Linked DNA regions of Homo sapiens: region 1 is linked to region 2. Evidence: chromatin loops called from intact Hi-C (ENCODE). Cell type or tissue: Calu3. All regions are shown on one strand. Links, peaks and the distances in the headings refer to the core of each region. The heading gives the core; the rest is flanking DNA.

The links. Hi-C counts contacts between places; a loop is a spot of excess contacts. Peaks named below come from ENCODE experiments on the same cell type or tissue, not always from the same donor. Only the 100,000 strongest peaks of a DNase experiment are listed, where the experiment ranks them.
Region 1: a loop joins it to region 2, with 2.7 times the contacts of the local background. A loop is called at or near these places in 2 of 110 quality-filtered maps.

The regions. Positions count from the first base shown.
Region 1 is chr7:22,483,520-22,492,278 of GRCh38, reverse strand. The region is part of intron 4 of STEAP1B (STEAP family member 1B); the gene reads left to right. Among named protein-coding and RNA genes, the nearest start is that of STEAP1B, 12 kb to the left of the region's middle. In Calu3, for the core only: a CTCF peak has its summit at 3,231 (motif pointing right); a DNase peak (open chromatin) is centred at 3,228.
Region 2 is chr7:22,329,910-22,338,668 of GRCh38, reverse strand. All of the region lies in intron 1 of RAPGEF5 (Rap guanine nucleotide exchange factor 5), which reads left to right. Among named protein-coding and RNA genes, the nearest start is that of RAPGEF5, 23 kb to the left of the region's middle. RefSeq lists an enhancer at 8,484-8,759. In Calu3, for the core only: no CTCF peak of the experiment used is centred there; DNase peaks (open chromatin) are centred at 4,758 and 5,888.

The sequences.
Region 1 (8,759 bases), core at 800-5,799, 150 kb before region 2:
GGCACGATCTCGGCTCACTGCAACCTGCGCCTCCTGGGTTCAGGCGATTCTCCTGCCTCAGCCTCCTGAGTAGCTGGGATTACAGGCACCCATCACCATGTCCAGCTAATTTTTGTATTTTTAGTAGAGACAGGGTTTCACCATGTTAGCCAGGATGGTCTCGATCTCCTGACTTGTGATCTGCCCGCCTCGGCCTCCCAAAGTGCTGGGATTACAGACGTGAGCCACCGCGCCCGGCCTACCTATGGCTTTTGAGGGCAAATGGTGTCATCTCCACCTGAATCACTGAATCAGAAAAGAGGGGATGCTGAACAGAAATACTACATATATCCTCTATTCTACTTCACACTTCAGCTGCTTTCTTGGTCTTCTAAACATCCTCATATTACTGTCTCTATCTTCCTTTTCAAACAGAACATAGCTGACAAATTAACTTCAGTAAAACTCAACTTGGATCATATGTTTTCTTTTCTCAAAATCTTCCCTAAATGGGTCCTCACACTTAAAAGGTAAGTCCTTAGTCCTTACCTGGCATTCACACTTTTCTATAATCTCAACCCAGATTCTTCTGGTCTAATCAACAATTTTATACCTCCCCAAAAAAGTCAATTTACTCACTTTCTTCCTAAAATGACTTTGACTCCATGGCCTTGTTCACATTGTTCACATTCTTTATTCACCAAGAATACCTTTTTTCTCTCTTCTTTCCTCTTCAAAGTCTACCCATTCTTCAAATGCAAGACAGAGTTTACTTCCATATAGATTTCTATAGTCATCCCAGCCTGAAGGAACTCCTTTCTCTCCCTTTCGCTCTCATGATATTTTTGTTGTATCATTCTTAAATAATGATGAACTGCTTTATTCTATTATGAATTCATATTTCAATAAGTAACACATATTATCTAGCCATCCATACTGCAAACTTCTTAAAGGCAAGGACAATGGCTTATATTTCTTTTCATCCTGTGAGAGACATAGCTTGCATTTAATAAACATTTATTATATATCTGGATAATTATAGATATGAATATAGATATTAGTGTCACTATACTATGGCACTCAGTTTTAAAAAGAAACCTTCAACACACTAGCTTCAACCAAAGTCCACACCAGACAAGAGCTGTTCAGTAATTAGAAAGATACTCCAATTCTAAAACGATGTGCACTTACTACTACATATCTGCAGAAAATGAGTTGCTACTTTTCAAAATGAACGGAATTGCTGAAGCAATAATCTAGATTATTTTAACCAACAGTTATATACTCCTACTTCAAGATAGCTATCTACAATGGTTAGATATATCACGTACTGCTATTTTGCTCTTAAAGGAGTTTGTTTGAACTGAAGCATAGTCAGCACAAATTACTTCTAGGAAACCATTTCTGAGAGAATTTGGCTCTTTACATCTTTGGCCAGAATTCCTTGACTTTTGGCTTCCAGTCTGTATTTTGCTTTCCTGGTAGAAATGTGTACTCCTAGTATCTTGCTGGCAAGGATGCCTCTGCCAAAAGGAAATACACACTACTTTCTTCATGAAAGAACGGGAACACTCTCAGGTAGACTATTGGCATGTAGTCTAAGTGAAATGAGCCCACCCATCATTACAACCTTACCAAATATGTAAGACGCTTCCAAGTATTGTGGATAAACACTCCTAGGTGTTGTGCATATACAAAATCATCCAGAAGTTACCCTAGAAAGGACGGTAATACAAAATAGTATGCATGTTCCAAGAGAATAATAATGTGTCATAAATAATTACAGAAGGTAGAGTTTTTTTGAGTTTGGAAAGCTCAGGAAAGGTTTCAAAAGGAAACGGATCTAACCAATGGATCATTTAGTAAACATGGACCATTTAGTAGAGTCCCACAAGAGACAGGACTAAAAATGACATATTCTAGGCCAATAGGATAGAAAAAGAGGGCTTACATAGAGGCATAATAAGTAAAATAAGGTAGGCAATTTGGAAATACACTAGAGAAAAGCTTTAAAATTCTGTATTTTATACTATAGACAATGGAGATTTTTGAGTTTTCAAGCACCAGGAAAATAGTGTTTTAATACCAAATTGAGATATAATTGTCAGTTTTTTAAAAAAAAGTTTTCTAAAAATAAAATAAAATCACTAAAATAATTTTGAAGAAAAAGATAAATCGAAAAAGATCTTTTGGATTGTTTTCAAAAAGATAGAAAACATTCTTTTGGAATAGAAATTACGCATAGCTTGGAATGGAATTAATAAAGCTCAAAGTCAGATCATGAATAGGAAGTATAGAATTCAAGCACTTCAGAGGCTGGACCATGAAAGGTAACATTATAACTAAAATAATTCAGCACTTTTATTCACATTTAGTGCTTTTTTCCTGATTATAAAATAACCCAGATATACGGATAGGAGGAATCAATATCATGAAAATGGCCATACTGCCCAAGGTAATTTATAGATTCAATGACATTCCCATCAAGCTACCAATGACTTTCTTCACAGAATTGGAAAAAACTGCTCTAAACTTCATATGGAACCAAAAAAGAGCCCGCATTGCCTTTTGAGGGCTGTGAGGGAGAGCCTGTTCCAGGTCTGTCTCCTGGCTTCTAGTGATTGCTGACAATCTTCAGCATTCCTAGATGCAATGCAGCCCCAGTCTCTGCCTTCACGGTCACATGCTGTTCACCTGTGTGCCTGTCCGTCTCTGTGTCCAAAATTCTCCTTTTTATAAGGAAACCAGTCCTGTGGGCTTGGGGCACACCCTGATGACTTCAGGTGAACTTGATCATCTGCAAAGACCCTATCTCCCAGTAAGGTCACAGTCACAGGTACTTGGGCTTATGACTTCAACATCTTTTTGGAGGACAGAATTCAACCCATAATGGTGCCCAATTATCAGACATATCAACTATGTTTCTTGAGGGTCTTATACCTTTTTCTATTGCTAAGGGGAGTCCATTTAATATAGTACTGTTTAAGTATGGTGCTTTGACCGTATTATGTTCTCTGAAAACTCATGGTCCATGAATGTTGTAACTACTAGTTACATTATTAGCTAGGACAGTGTCTTCCTTACTTGTACCAGGTAAATGAGGACTCCCAAAACAATCAATAGGAGGACAGACCCTAGGTCTTATGTTCTTTTGTGAAGTCACGTGCAGGCGATGCTGCCTCTATGGCGAGAACTCGGGTTTCTGGTTTCTCCCTGCCTGGTTTGAATCTATTCTGAACAGCAGGTGTCGCTGTTGCCTGCTCTGTGACTCTTCATTCCCAGTAAAAAGCCTTGGGTAGAAGAGAACTTATCCAAGGGTACTGCATCCGGTCTTTGCAACTCCTAGTCATTTTTATGGCTTCTTCAACAATTTGATCTACGTGGGGACTTGTCCGTGGCAAGATGTAAGACCTTCCTGGCTTATTTCTAAGAGCCTTCTCAGCCTCCACCTTCATGTGCACTGGCTCAAAGGCTAGAAAACTGAGGGCTGCATGACTGGGGTGTAAGGGACAAGGTCTGTGCGGTTCAGGTCTGCAATTGCATATGTCCCCTGACTGCTTCTGCCTGCTGGGTGCCAGTCAGCAGTGGTTTCCTCTCAAGGGGCTGTTGGAATTATCATCTGTAGTGATGTGGCTCCTGTGAAAACATGGCAGAACCTACCAAGAACTTTTGTTTCCATCTTCCCTTTTGTTAGGGCTGAGGTGTTTGTTTTAAATTCCCCACTGGGTCTGCATTTCAGAGTTGACTTTTTCACTTTGAAAGAAGGCCACAGTGCAACACAGCATGGGTGAGGATGAGGGTGGGGTCCACTTATTCAAGCCCTTCTGATTCCCACTGTCCCTGGGCACTCAGCCTCGAGGGTGACTAGGTAGGGCAAGGGCACTCGCCTTCTTCTGGCTCATAGACTGACAGATGGGAGGGAGGTATGTTGTTAAAGGTTGTGGCTCAGATGATAAAGCCCTTCCTCTTCTCCTTCCCCAAACACAGAATGCAGGGCTCCCGCAGGAAATCTGGGAAGGTATCCTCTGCCACACTGTGGGAAGGATAGGTGGGGCAGGGAAGAAGAGGAAACAGCATGTGCCCAGGCTAACAGGTCCTGGAGGCCATGTGGATGGGGCAGTTGCTCCTTGGGAGGGGGTGGAGTCAAGGGCCAGGAGAGAAGGGACTCGGAGGACTGGGACAATAGCCTGGCCACCTGTTTCAGATGTGGTTGGAGGTATGTGCAGCCACAGCAGTTTCTGGGGTGGCGTGTGGGGAGTAGTCACTTTTCAGATTCTCAACCTCACAAATGGGTTAGAATGCCAGTCACCCTTTATTATGGGGTGGATGGGGTTTTCTGGGGGCAGTCCTGATTTCAATTATTCAGAGATACAGATGCTAATATAATTTGCTCAGTTTTATATTTTACTTGTATTCTTTTCTCTTTTGGAAAGGCAATATAGTAAATCTATGTGTGGATTTTTTTTTTTCTTTTTTCTTTTTTTTTTTTTTTTTTGGGTGGAGTTTTGCTCTTGTTGCCTAGGCTGGAGTGCAATGGTGCGATCTTGGTTCATCGTAACCTCCGCCTCCCAGGTTCAAGTGATTTCCCCTGCCTCAGCCTCCAGAGTGCCTGGGATTACAGGCATGCATCACCATGCCTGGCTAATTTTATAATTTTAGTAGAGACAGGGTTTCTCCACGTTGGTCAGGCTGGTCTTGAACTCCCGACCTCAGGTGATGCACCCCCCCGCCCCCGCCATCCTCGGCGTCCTAAAATGCTGGGATTACAGGCATGAGCCAACGCGCCCGGCATGTGTTTTAATTTCTAGGCCTTTGCAAGACATTTTTTTTTCAAACAAATACTCATGTAACTGAAACCTTTTATCTAACTATCAAGTCTTGGTTTTTGTCATTAGGGTTAGACCTGTGATCATGGTGACATTTTAGAAAACTCTCCAGTGAATCAGATGTAAATTTCTGAGAGCAGAGATCATGTCCTCATCTTTATGTTTTTATTGTTTAGAAACAGGGTCTTGGTCTGTCACCCAGGCTGGAGTACAGTGGTGCGATCACAGCTCACTGCAGCCCCAAACTCCTGGGCTCAAGCGATCCTTCTGCCTTGGTCTCCTAAAGTGCTGGGATTTCAGGCATGAGCCACTGCACCTGGCTGTGTCCTCATTTTTATACCCACATGGCTGAGGAAGAAATAATGGTGACTCTGTAAATAAATGGTAGTTTCTTGTTACCAAGAAGGCTTTTCACCCTTTGTTTCCTTCCTTCCTCTATCTATGTGAAAAGACAAAGCAATACTTGTTAGGATGTCTCTTAACATTTATAGTGACAGCCTTCATCATACCCTGGCCTTTAGGGTGGGGAGTACAGCTTTACGGACACCTTCCTGGGGAAAGCACTGAGTGAGCTGAGAAGGCTGAGCCAGGAGTCCGAGAGTGTGGGATGTCATCATCCCCAGGGCAGCCTGAGTGAAGGCCCTGAAACAGGATCCACCAGGAAGGGCTAGTGGCCAGTGTGGCTAGAAAGGAAGGGAGGGAGCCCCTGAAGGACTTGCCTGAGAGGGAGTGAGGGCAGTTGACATGTGGTTTAGCAGGATGACCCCTTGGCAGGGTGAAAGGTGGGCAGGAAGGGATGTGGAGATTGCCTGAGGTAGAGGGACAGGCACAGGAGAAGATGAGAACTGGTCAGGACCAGAGGGGCTTTTCTGAAAACAAGTATCACTTCAGGAGGGAAGAATCAAGCTGTAGACTGCAGAAAAGTGAGTGGGTGAGGCCTGGAGAAGGGAGCATTTAGGAATCCCTCTGAGAGGGTTGGCATAGGAGGAAGTTTAAGGCGACAAAGCCAGGCTGGTTCAGAGGAGGTGCAAAGGAGGATGAAGTAGAAGCAAAGGCCTCAGGGCCTTGTTTGCAATAACTCTCTTAAACTGTATTCTGCCTCTGGCTTTGGTCCTTTCATGAAAGGCCAGGCAGGTTTATTTGGCCTTCCAGACACAGAACTATACTCCACAGTGCCAATGGGATGTCTGGTCCTTTCTAGTCAGTTTCCTTCAGCGGCTGTTAGAAATTAGTGTTCTGTGAACGCAAGCGACTTTCTCTCTAAACCACCTCTAAGGCAGTGCCTCTAAGCCATGACTGTACAATGAAATCACCTGGGGAGCTTCAAAAAGCAACGATGTGTGCCCTTGCCCCTGGGATTCTGCTGTAATTGGTCTGAGGTGCAGAATGGGCACTGGGATTTTTATAAGCTCTCCAGGTAATCTTAATGTGCAACCGAGTTTGAGAACCACTGAGTGTGGCAGGCTTACGTATGCCAGGCAGTATACTAATAGCTGTGTACGTGTATTATCTCATTCAGGCCTCTTAACCGGTGGTTCTTAAAGTGGAGTCCCCAAACCAGCAGCATCAGCATCCTCTGGAAACCTGTTAGAAATACAGTTCTTGGGTTCCTCTTGAATCAAACTCTGGGTTGGGCTCAGCAATCTATTTTAACAAGGGGAAGCCAGAGGCAGACTCATCTCCAGTTCAGAATCACTGACTTGAAGGAATTTCTCATGGTGGAATTTCACGCAAACTATGTAGAGAAATATACAGGCATACCTTGGACATATTGCTAGTTTGTTTCCAGGCTATTGGAATAAAGTGAGTTGCATGATTTTTTTGTTTCCCAGTGCATATAAAAGTTATATTTAGCTATTTGGGAGGCCAAGGTGAGAGAATCATTTGAAGTCAGGAGTTTGAGGCTGCAGTGAGCTATGATCATGCCACTGCACTCTAGCCTTAGCAACAGAGTGAGAACCTATCTCTAAAAAAATAAAAAAGTTGTTCATACTACACTATAGTCTATTAAGTGTACAATAACATCATGTCTAAAAAATGTACATATCTTAATTTAAAATACTTTATTGCTAAAAAAATGCTGATAATCATCTGAGCTTTCAGTGAGTCATCTTTTTGCTGGTGGAGGTCTTGCTTCAATGTTGATGGCTGCTGACTGATTAGGGTGGAGGTTGCTAAAGGCTAGGTGGCTGTGGCAATTTCTTAAAATAAGACAGTAATGAAGTTTGCCACATCAATGGGCTCTTCCTTTCAGGAAAGATTTCTCTGTGGCATGTGATGCTGTTTGATGGCATTTTACCCACAGTAGAATTTCTTTAAGAATTGGAATCAATCCTCTCAGATCCTGCTACTGCTTCATCAGCTAAGTTTATGTGATATTCTAAATCTTTTGTCATTGTAACAATCTTCACAGCGTCTTCTCCAGGAATAGATTTCATCTCAAGAAACCACTTTCTTTGATCATCTATGAAAAGCAACTCCTCACTTGTTCAAGTTTTATCATGAAATTGCAGCAACTCAGTCACAGCTTCAGGCTGTACTCAGAATTCCAGTTCTCTTGCTGCTATTTCTATACATCTGCATTGACTTTTTCCACTGAAGTCTTGAACCCCTCAAAGTCATCCATGAGGACTGGAATCAACTTCTTCTAAACTCCTATGAATGTTGATAATGTTGATTTCTTTCCACAAATCACAAATATTTTTAATGGCATCTAAAATGGTAAATCTTTCCAGAAGATTCTCAATTGACTTTGCCCAGATCCATTAAGAGGAATCATTACCTATGGCATCTCTGGCCTTATAAAATATACTTCAAAAAATAAGACTTGAAAGTTGAAATGACTCCTTGATTTATGGGCTGCAGAATGAATATGGTATTAGCAGGTGTGAAAAACAAAACAAAACAAAACATTCGTCTCCTTGCATCTCCATCTGAGCTCTTGGGTGACCAGGTGCATTGTCAATGAGGGTAATATTTTGAAAGACATCTTTATTATGAGCAGTAGGTCTCAACAGTGGGCTTAAAATGTGCAGTAAATCATGCTGTAAACAGATGTGTTGTCATCCAGGTTTTGTGCCATGTCTAGAGCACAGGCTGAGTAGATTTAGCATAATTCTGAAGGACCCCAGGATTTTCAGAATGATAAATGTGCATTCGCTTCCACTTACAGTCACCAGCTGCATTAACCCCTAACAAGAATCAGCCTGTCCTTTGTAGCTTTGGAGGCAGGCATGAACTTCTCCTAGATGGCATCTTCCAAGAGGGCTATTTTTGTCTACATTGAAATTCTGCTTAGTGTAGCCACCTGCTTCAATGATCCTAGCTAGATATTCTGAGTAACTCACTACAGCTTCTCCATCAGTACTTGCTGCTTCACCTTGCACTTCTACGTTATGGAGATGGCATTTTTTGTTAAACCTCATGAACCAACCTGGTAGCTGCCAGCTTTTCTGCAGCTTCCTCACCTCTCTCAGCTTTCACAGACCTGAAGAACTTTAGGGCCTTGCTCTGGATTAGGCTTTGGCTTAAGAGAATGTAGTGGCTAGTTTGATCTTCTAACAAACTTTGAGTGATCTTTGTTACTATTGTAACTGGGGACACCATGAATCACACCTGTATGAGACAGTGAACTTAATAAATGTTTGTTCTGACTGCTCCACCGACCAGCCATTTCGTGTCTCTCTGCCTCTCCCTATTCCAAGATCCAACACTGAAATTAGGCCAGTTAGTAACCCTAAATAGCCTCTCAGCCTTTAAGTGAAAGGCAGAGTTGTGGTATCCCAAAACAATTACGGTAGTAACATCAAAGATCACTGATGACAGATCACCATCACAGATACAATAATGATAATGAAAAATTTTGAAATATTGAATCACCAAAATGCGACAAGACATGAAGTGAGCACATGTTGTTGAGAAAATGACACTAATAGACTTGCTTGACAGAGGCTT
Region 2 (8,759 bases), core at 1,809-6,808:
GCATGTTACATGGTCTCAGTCATTTAAGGGACCAACAAAGTGTCATCCTCCCAGGAGTCTTGAAGGATAAAAGAAGCACAAATGTTAGGAATGTCTACCTCAGCCATTAGACGTTGAGAATACACAAATGACTAAAGGAATTATCCCAGTCCTTAGCTACTCAAAGTCCAGTGGGGAAGGTAAACATGTTGATTGTATTATGGTTTAGTTTTATAAAATTTTACAAATTTCAAAATACATAGTGTAACTATAGTGTTAGAACATAAAATAACAGAAAATACTTTGGGGAGTGCAAAGATATAGAATCTACCTCTCTGAGTTTGGAACGAGAGCAAAACTTCAGTGTGGAGGTGATTTAAGAGCTGGGAGTTGTCTACCCACCAGAGTTAGAGCTACATTACCTTGGTAAGGTTGGTGTCTGACTTATTTTATGTGCTGCGTAACAGGTAAACTAATAATTTGGGTTGTAACTCTAAGAAATAGGCTTACCTGGTTTTGAGACCTCAAGGAAGAAATTAAAGCAATCTGTCAGCAGTAGAATAGATCCACTAGTTCAAATGAAATGCAGCAGGTAAGTATCCTTCTAATGAAGACTTGCTAAAAATACTTTTACTGAGCAATTATGCTACTGACAGTTCTTTGATCTCAAAAGATTAAACTTGCTGCTGCAGTATGAAAAGAACAAAGCCAAGTGTAAAATAACAATCAGGGTTAGTTATTAGGCAACAAAGGTTGCATATAGGTACTTTGATTTGCTCAGAGATTTCTGACATATTTTACATTAGATATAAATGTGAGTGGTGTGTTAACATTGCAAACAATGTGCTTTATAAACAAAAGAGTCTCTTCCTCAGATCTAAGAGCCATGGTATTGTCCTCTTACACTGCTGTATTCCCCACTGGCTTTGCCCATCACGCTGGACATGGTCCCACTGAAAGCACCTTTGTAAAAATTGTAACAGAAAATTATGACAGTGAAAGAGATCTGACCTAACCAACTCTATCTTGCCTTGAACCTCCAGACTGCCCTGGGTCATTCCGGGCCGTGGGCCAAGCTAACTTTGGGAGAAATTTAGTTGATAGTTTAAATGATAATAGCTCTTCCCCAAACTAAACTGCCTTTATAAAACTAATAAAAGGCCACAAGTTTAGGATTATGAGGGGGTCCTGAATTCTGCTAAGATGTAGGTATAGTTAACCAATTATCAGCCGTTTTGGAGGTCACAAGATTTGCAACTTCCTCAATTACTCCTGTAAATAACATTACTGTTGTAGAACCTAAGAGTGGCCTTTTAAGATGTCTTTTAAAACTTTTGCATTTCTAATGACCTGATGGCCCCACTTGGACCCACAACGCTTGACAACTGGTCCTGTTATCCCCAGCCAGAAGCAGAGTCAGCACTAGAGGACCATTTTCCACACCTCTATGATTGCGATTACATCCCCAACCAAACCAGCAGCACCCATACCGTAGCCCCTGCCCACCAAACTGTCTTTGAAAAAGTCTAGCCTTTAAATTTTCAGGGAGGCTGGTTTGAGTAATAACAAAATTCTAGTCTCCCATTTAGCCAGCTTGACGCGTATTATACTCTTTCTGTATTGCCATTCCCCTGTCTTGACAATTCGGCTCTATCTGGGCAGCAGGCAAGATGAACATGTTGGGCAGTGACACCACCTCAGGGCCTGTGCACTTGTTTTCTCAGTCTGAAGCCCTTTCTCAAGATATCCATTCACCTCTCTGCTCAAAGGCTATTCTCTGTGAGCCTGTTGTAGGACTCTTTCCTTAGCTCAGCTAAAGATGGGGGTCCTTGTCACACAGCCACGAAAAATTAGGCTCACAGGCAATTTGAAAGGTGAGGAGGGCAGGGTTTATTGGGTGAAAAGGGAAACAGGGATCCTCTGCAAAGCCAGAGTTCTGCTTGTGCACTTCCCGCCTGGCAGATTGAATCCCAGGTTCCACCCAGGAAGAGGAGGGGCCAGGCTCCTCCCCACTGCAAATGGCACGAACTTCTGTGGCTCCATCCCAGTGCACACTCCTCTCAGTGCACAGGCTGGTTGGAGTTTCTCTGGGGACCGCTTCCCAGCTGGCTGTCTGAAGACCCCTTGGCCACTGTACTTAAAATTGTAACATCAACCTCCTCTCCATGCCTTATTCCTCTACCACTGTCTAACATACATAATTGATAATTAACTTCTTTATTTTGCTTAAGTTCAGTCTTCTCCCAGTAGGGTATAGCCTGTTTCTGTACCACCAGAATAAAGGACCCTTCTTCATAATTAAGTAAATTTAATTTTATGAAATTAAATTTCATTGCCCTTATTCGTATTGTGCCTCACATGAGCATTTTGGAACCACTTCATGTAGTAGATACATGGTTTGGGGCAGAATAAAGGTGAGACTATATGTGGACATGATGTAACAGATGTAAGGTGGCAGTCACCATCAGTTGACAAAAGCATTTCTTTAGAAAGATTGGTCTCTTTCTGAAGAGTGTGCAGAGTGGGGAAAGGAGAGGTTAAGGCAGGGAAGTCACTTAGGGATTGTTGCCCGGGTGATAGGGCTTGAGGGCCTGATCTAAGATGGAGGCATTGGGAATAAGAAGTCTGGGCGTTGGGAAGGAAGGGATGCTTAGGATTCAGTAATTTGCTTTCTGTTTGAACAAAAAACTAAAAATCAACAAGAACACCAAATAGGTTTCTGGTGTTGAGAGGACTAGAAGTCTGTCAGAAATATGACCAAAGGTTGTCTTTTCTATACAGAAAGTCTCTTAGATTCCCAATATTCTTATTTAAGAAATTATAAGTGTGGTCGTTTGCATGTTTGTATGAAAAGTAGTTTCTGTTGTGCAAGTTACCTTATGTGACAGAGAAGGAAAGGAGTTGCTTTTTAAATGACTAAATGGTGATATTTGCCTTTAGGACAGCTTTGGAAGTTTCGTTGTTGTTGTTGTTGTTGTTTTGTTGTTTTTTTTTTTTTGCTTGTTTCTTGTTTTGGTTCAGGGAAGGAGAACTAGATGGCAGTCTGACCATTCTGTGTGTCCCCCCACCCTAGAGTTGATACGGCTTTGTGGCCTCCAGGAAAATGGAAGTAGATGCCCCACCCACCCCACCTTGTCCCCAGGCTGCACCTGCCCAGTGCCAGGTCTCCACCTTCATTGCCCAGTCAGCATGGTGCCAGTTGTCCTCAAGCCTAGCCTTGAGGTAGGTGTGGGAAGATGAGGTAGAAGATAGCTCTTGTGGGAAGAGAGGGAACTGACTGGATAAAAAGGAGAGAGTTTACTCCCTTTATCTACCTCTGCCTTTCCCAGTTCTTAGATTTCTATGTGTGTGAAGTCCAGGGAACTGTGGCTTAAAGATACTGATAGCTGTTTGTCAGAGTAGAGTCTGGTAGAAAACTGTGAACTTGTGTAGCTGATCACATGAAATCCACTTGCCTCGTTGAAACTAAAAATGAACACCACTATTTCTTGCTTTCATAAATTTGCAAGTGCTCTTGATTGTAAGGTAAGGATTTGGCTCGTTTATAAACATGCATGCCCCTGCCTATCCCCACCCATTGCCTCTTCTCAGTGTTCCTCAGGTAGTTGACTTGCTATTGGGGCAGGATACAGTGGAGGCTTTTGTGTTCACATAACACTCTTCTTTGTAACTGGATTCGGGACTGAATCTGTCAGGGGTCTTAATTGCAAACAAGAGACCAACTCTGAAATTACTGGAAGGATGTTGAGATGCAGGTTGGCTTGCAGAATTATTGGACGGCTGGAGAGGTAGGCTTCAAATGGAGCAGGAACCAAGAGCATTCTTCAGAGAAGGATAGGAAGAATGTAGAGATTACAAATGTAAAAGCTGGATCCAGCTATCCAGGGTTTCCCTGACCCTCACCCACTGAATGACTGTGGGCAAGTGACTTAACCTCTCTGTGTTTCCAAAGATAGTTATGAATAATAAATGCATTAATATTAATAACAAGTGCTTAGAACAGTGAGTGGAAAATAATAAGCAGTAGATCAGTGGTTGGTAAATACATACTGCTAAGTGATCTTATATGTATACATATGTATGTTGGCAGTGCTGCTAAATAAATGCCAGGCTGCTGTCCAGGATGCAGGTGTTCCTTCTATGCCACAATCTCTTCTTTGCTTGCCTTAGCTTTTCCCTTATCAGAAATTGCCAATCTTTGTTCAAGGACTTTGTTTCAGTTCTTCATGGTTCTCTCGGAAACATTGATTCTGGAACATGATTAACGACAGAGGATACATAAAGACCTCAATGTCTACATTTTGGGCTTTAGTTTTACACTGCTGCCCTTAGGAATAGTGTATTCATTTTTTTTCTGCCACTTTGTGTGTGTGTGTTATTAATACTATGTTTTCATGATCATTTTTAACACTTCTCTTTCTCTTTCCTCCTATTGTTTTGTTGAATGAGAAAAAGCCAAGATGGAAACTCTTGTGGTAGACAAACCCATCTGTCAGGTCCACGACTAACCCAAATGTCATGCTCAGGGTCAGGCTCGGGCCCATGCTGAGGTCCGTGGGGTGTGGGTGGATTGGCGATACTGGAAAGAACACTCGGGGCGCTGTAGGCAGGTGAAATGTAGTTTTATTCAGCAGCTCTCTCATTAGCAGCTCTCTTAACACTGTCCGCTCTGTCTTGGCTGCTTGAGCCAGCCGCTCCCATGCACAACGGCGCAGCCGACTCTCCTTTGCCTTCAGGGTCAGTAGTTTAACCGTTTCTTGGGGCACAAGCACGAGCCATGTCAAGCCATGCCGTGCCCTGGCTCCCCTCTGTCCATCTGCAAGACAGACAGCTCTGGTTCTCTCTCTGTTTCTCTGGGTGCCAGCACAAGAGCACCTATACAGTGCCAGCACGGCAGTTATACCTTTTCCAAACAATAGTGGCTCCAAGCCAAATATGAGCTTACACAAACAGGTTATATAACAAGTGGAGGTGTGTGCCTGCGCGCAAATCCCACCAAGTCATGCAGGCCTGGATGTGTGCCTCAGCCTATTCCTTGACCAAAGCACATTCATATACCTTACACCATCCTACCCCTATGAAGGTTTTTAGAGGTCCCCCTCTTTTTAAAAATTGCAGCATTAATATTTAGAAATAAAAAAGAATGGGAGATTCCTGTAATAAATACTCTTTTCATTCTTTAAATTTGGCTCAAAGAAAACTACAGCTGTCCATTCTTTTGTTGAAATAATCTTTCCCTTCAGGTAAGATTGTTAAGACTGTTGGTTATTCTGGCAAACCTAGATCAGAGTCTGTTTGTAGGGAAGCTTTACTTAAAAAAACATTAATGACTAAGTATATCCCATGCACTGAATATGCTGTTTTGGGCCCAAGGTTGGTTAGTGTTGCCCTCTCTCTTTCACCTCCTCCCCCTGACCCCCCACTGTATCTGGGTATATAGTCATGCAGTTCAACCTGATTTTAAATATGTAAATACTTAAATATTTATCTACTGAAGATCTGAAGACTCAAAGGAACTTTTAAAAAGTTTTTTTCGTGACAGTTTAACATGAGAATTATAGAATCACTATAGTGAAATGTTAGCATTTAATATGAATATATATCTGTATCACATAATGAGCTCAGAGTTGATCTCACTTGGTAGGCAGAGTAAGAGATGATTAAAAGCATTTTATTTCAGCTATGTACCTACACACATATGTTTGTGTGACCTGGGTAACCATATAAAATATACTCCTTACAGTGGGTTGCAGTAAAAAAAAGTTTGAAAGCCAGTGATTTACGAAAACAGCCACAGGTTCTTCCAATTGTGTGTCTGTGTACCCTGTAGTGGGTTGCTCCCTCAGGCGTAGAAGGGTGTAAGAAAGCCAGAGAGAAGGTGGCTAAAGATTTAATGTGCCACCTGTTGGTTAATAGGACTGTGATTGTGAGAAGTGTTTGCTGTCCAGCTTGAGATACATAGGACTTAGGTGAGGACTATGTGAAAGAAATTGCCTCCCATGAGTCATGGAATTAATTTATAACTGGAAAGCTTTCGAAAACAAGTTTCCTGTGTGTGTCAAATCTCGTCCATAATAAGAAATGGGAACCAGTTGTTGAAAACCTCTTGTTAGCATGGAATCTTTACTACAGAAATGTGGGTGAGAGTGGAGGGAGAAAGTGCTTTTCACAGAAAGAAGAACATCCTGTTCTCTGTAGGTGGAACACTCCTCATTTTACCTTTGTATTTAGGGCTTTATTTATATGATGACTTTTTTACTGCATTTAAGTACATATGTAAAAATAAAACATTGGGAAACAATTGTGCTAATTAACTCCTGGAGCTTCATTTGCTCATGATTACCTTTCTAAGGTTGCCATTGAAAACCTTACTGAAATGAAGAAGGTTTGACAGGGCATTAAATCTCCCCAGGGCGTGGAGGCACAGCAATTTACAGGCAAAGTTCGAGTGCCCTGGTAGAGAACCTTCAACCGGGAGGCTTTAGTTTTGTTTTTAGTTAACTTTGGAGATTATCATTTGCAAGTAAATTTGTAATTTCAGAATCTGTCAAATATAGTTAAAATTTTTTTTTGCTTTTAATTGTCATAAAATACACATAAGATAAAATTTTTCATCATAACCATTTTTCAGTGTACAGTTAAGTATTGTTAAGTACATTCATGTTGTGCAACCAATCTCCAGAATCATGTGGTTTTCAAGCTGGAAGGATATAATGTTTTTACCCTAGAATTTTAACAATACTTTGATGTTCTAAGTTTTTCCATTACTTTCAACAAGTTTCCTCTAAGTCATGATTCTTGGATTATGCAATAGAAATAGAAGGAAATCACTGGTAACCTGCTTACTGCTGTCCCTGTTCTGAATGTACTCCTTCTTTCTTGAATGTTCTTGGTCAACTTGGTACCTCCTGTAACTTTTTCTTTTTTCTTTTTTTTTTTTTTTTTGAGATGGAGTCTCGCTCTATCACCCAGGCTGGAGTGCAATGGTGCGATCTCCACTCACTGCAAGCTCCGCCTCCCGGGTTCACGCTATTCTCCTGCCTCAGCATCCCGAGTAGCTGGGACTACGGGCGCCCACCACCACGCCTGGCTGATTTTTTGTATTTTTAGTAGAGGCAGGGTTTCAGCATGTTAGCCAGGATGGTCTCGATCTCCTGACCTCGTGATCCGCCCGCCTCGGCCTCCCAAAGTGCTGGGATTACAGGCGTGAGCCACCGTGCTTGGCCCACCTCCTGTAACTTTTTAAAGGGGTGTTGACCTTTTATTTCAAGGACACACGTAATATCAGACTTAAGAGGGTATAGAAAGATCGAGCTTCTGTGGGCCTTCCACCTTGGAGAGGGGCATATCTTAGAAAAAAGAAATAAGATTCAATCATTCCATTTTATGTTCCATCTACAACTTTTAAAATAGTTTCAGTCCAGCTTAGGAACTGCTTTAAAAACAACTATGTTGGTGATTTAATCTTACCCTCAGTGAAAGATCTGTGTGGAAAAGTAGTTAATTGAATCTGTATTTCAGGGTTCTTTAAAACCCCGTTTCCTCCCACGGGTTGCTATCTGTGTCGCAGTTTGCATGCTGAAGCCTGAGTACTGACGTTCTCTGGTGTCGAACTGGAGAGTTGGCACTCGGGACTCAGGAGGGAATGTGGTGGACAGTGGAGGGCTGTGGGGCAGGGATCAAAGCTGAAATCCTTGCCTGTGGAGCTCTAATGAAGCTAGCGTCCTATATGTGAGGATCATGATTTTAATTTAAAAATTGATATGCGGTTTACATACCCCAGAGTGAGTAGCTAATGCAATACCTGTATTCTGGGTCAGAGAGGGAGTTTGGATTTTACTAAAAACGACATTGACCATGTGCCTTCAGGTCAGGTATTAAATGTAGCTGTTGTCTTATAATCCATTGCATATATCACACTCCTGTTTCTGAAGCTGATATAGAACCTGGTTGCGTATAGACATGATGGAATCTAAATACGGGGGACTCCTGAGTTACTGATATTTGACTTTGCAGTATTTACTTTCTGAATTGTTTTCTTCAGATGTTGTTAGATTTGATTATTCAGAGGTTAATGGCAAGAGAAAGTGATCCTAAGCACTTTAGCAAATGGGCCACAAGACACTCCGAACAATGATGTTCTTAGAACAGGAACTTGGGCAGAGCCTAGTTTGTATCCTTTACCTACAAAGGGCCATTTAGAAATGGAAGGGCTGCCTCATCTCTTCTTGCTTTGCTGTTTGAAATTTCCCTACCATAGGTTATCACTGTCTTCTGTCTGCCTTTACACTTGCACAGGGCTCCTTCCCTTACATCCATGGTCTCCTCTGTGCTTACATCTCTTCAGGATGGGCAGAAAGCCAAATGGACTTCACTGGGCAGAAAGGGAGCATTAGTGCCAACATCCTTCCCAGCAGACCCCAGCCTTGTCCTGCTTTCTCAGCTCTTTACCTAGAGGTTTAACTCACTTTCCCCCATCCATAACTGCAGTTACATGAGAGCTAACTTACCTGTGGATTTCTTTCTGTCTGTAGACTTGTTCTTAATCCTTTATGTGTCGAGTCATCGTTTTTATCTGTGAACTTTGTCTTTCCTTTATAGGGTTGGAGGTGACAGGGCTATGAGAGTGGAAATGTTATGTTGCTTCATAGCTTTTTTATATATTGTTTTATAGCTGTCTTGTAGACAGACTGTGGGGAGCCAGGACACAGCTCTGTTTGCTTGTGCCCAGAGGGAAGGAGTTAAGTTGCTGACCCTGAAGAGAGAGCTGGCCATGCAGC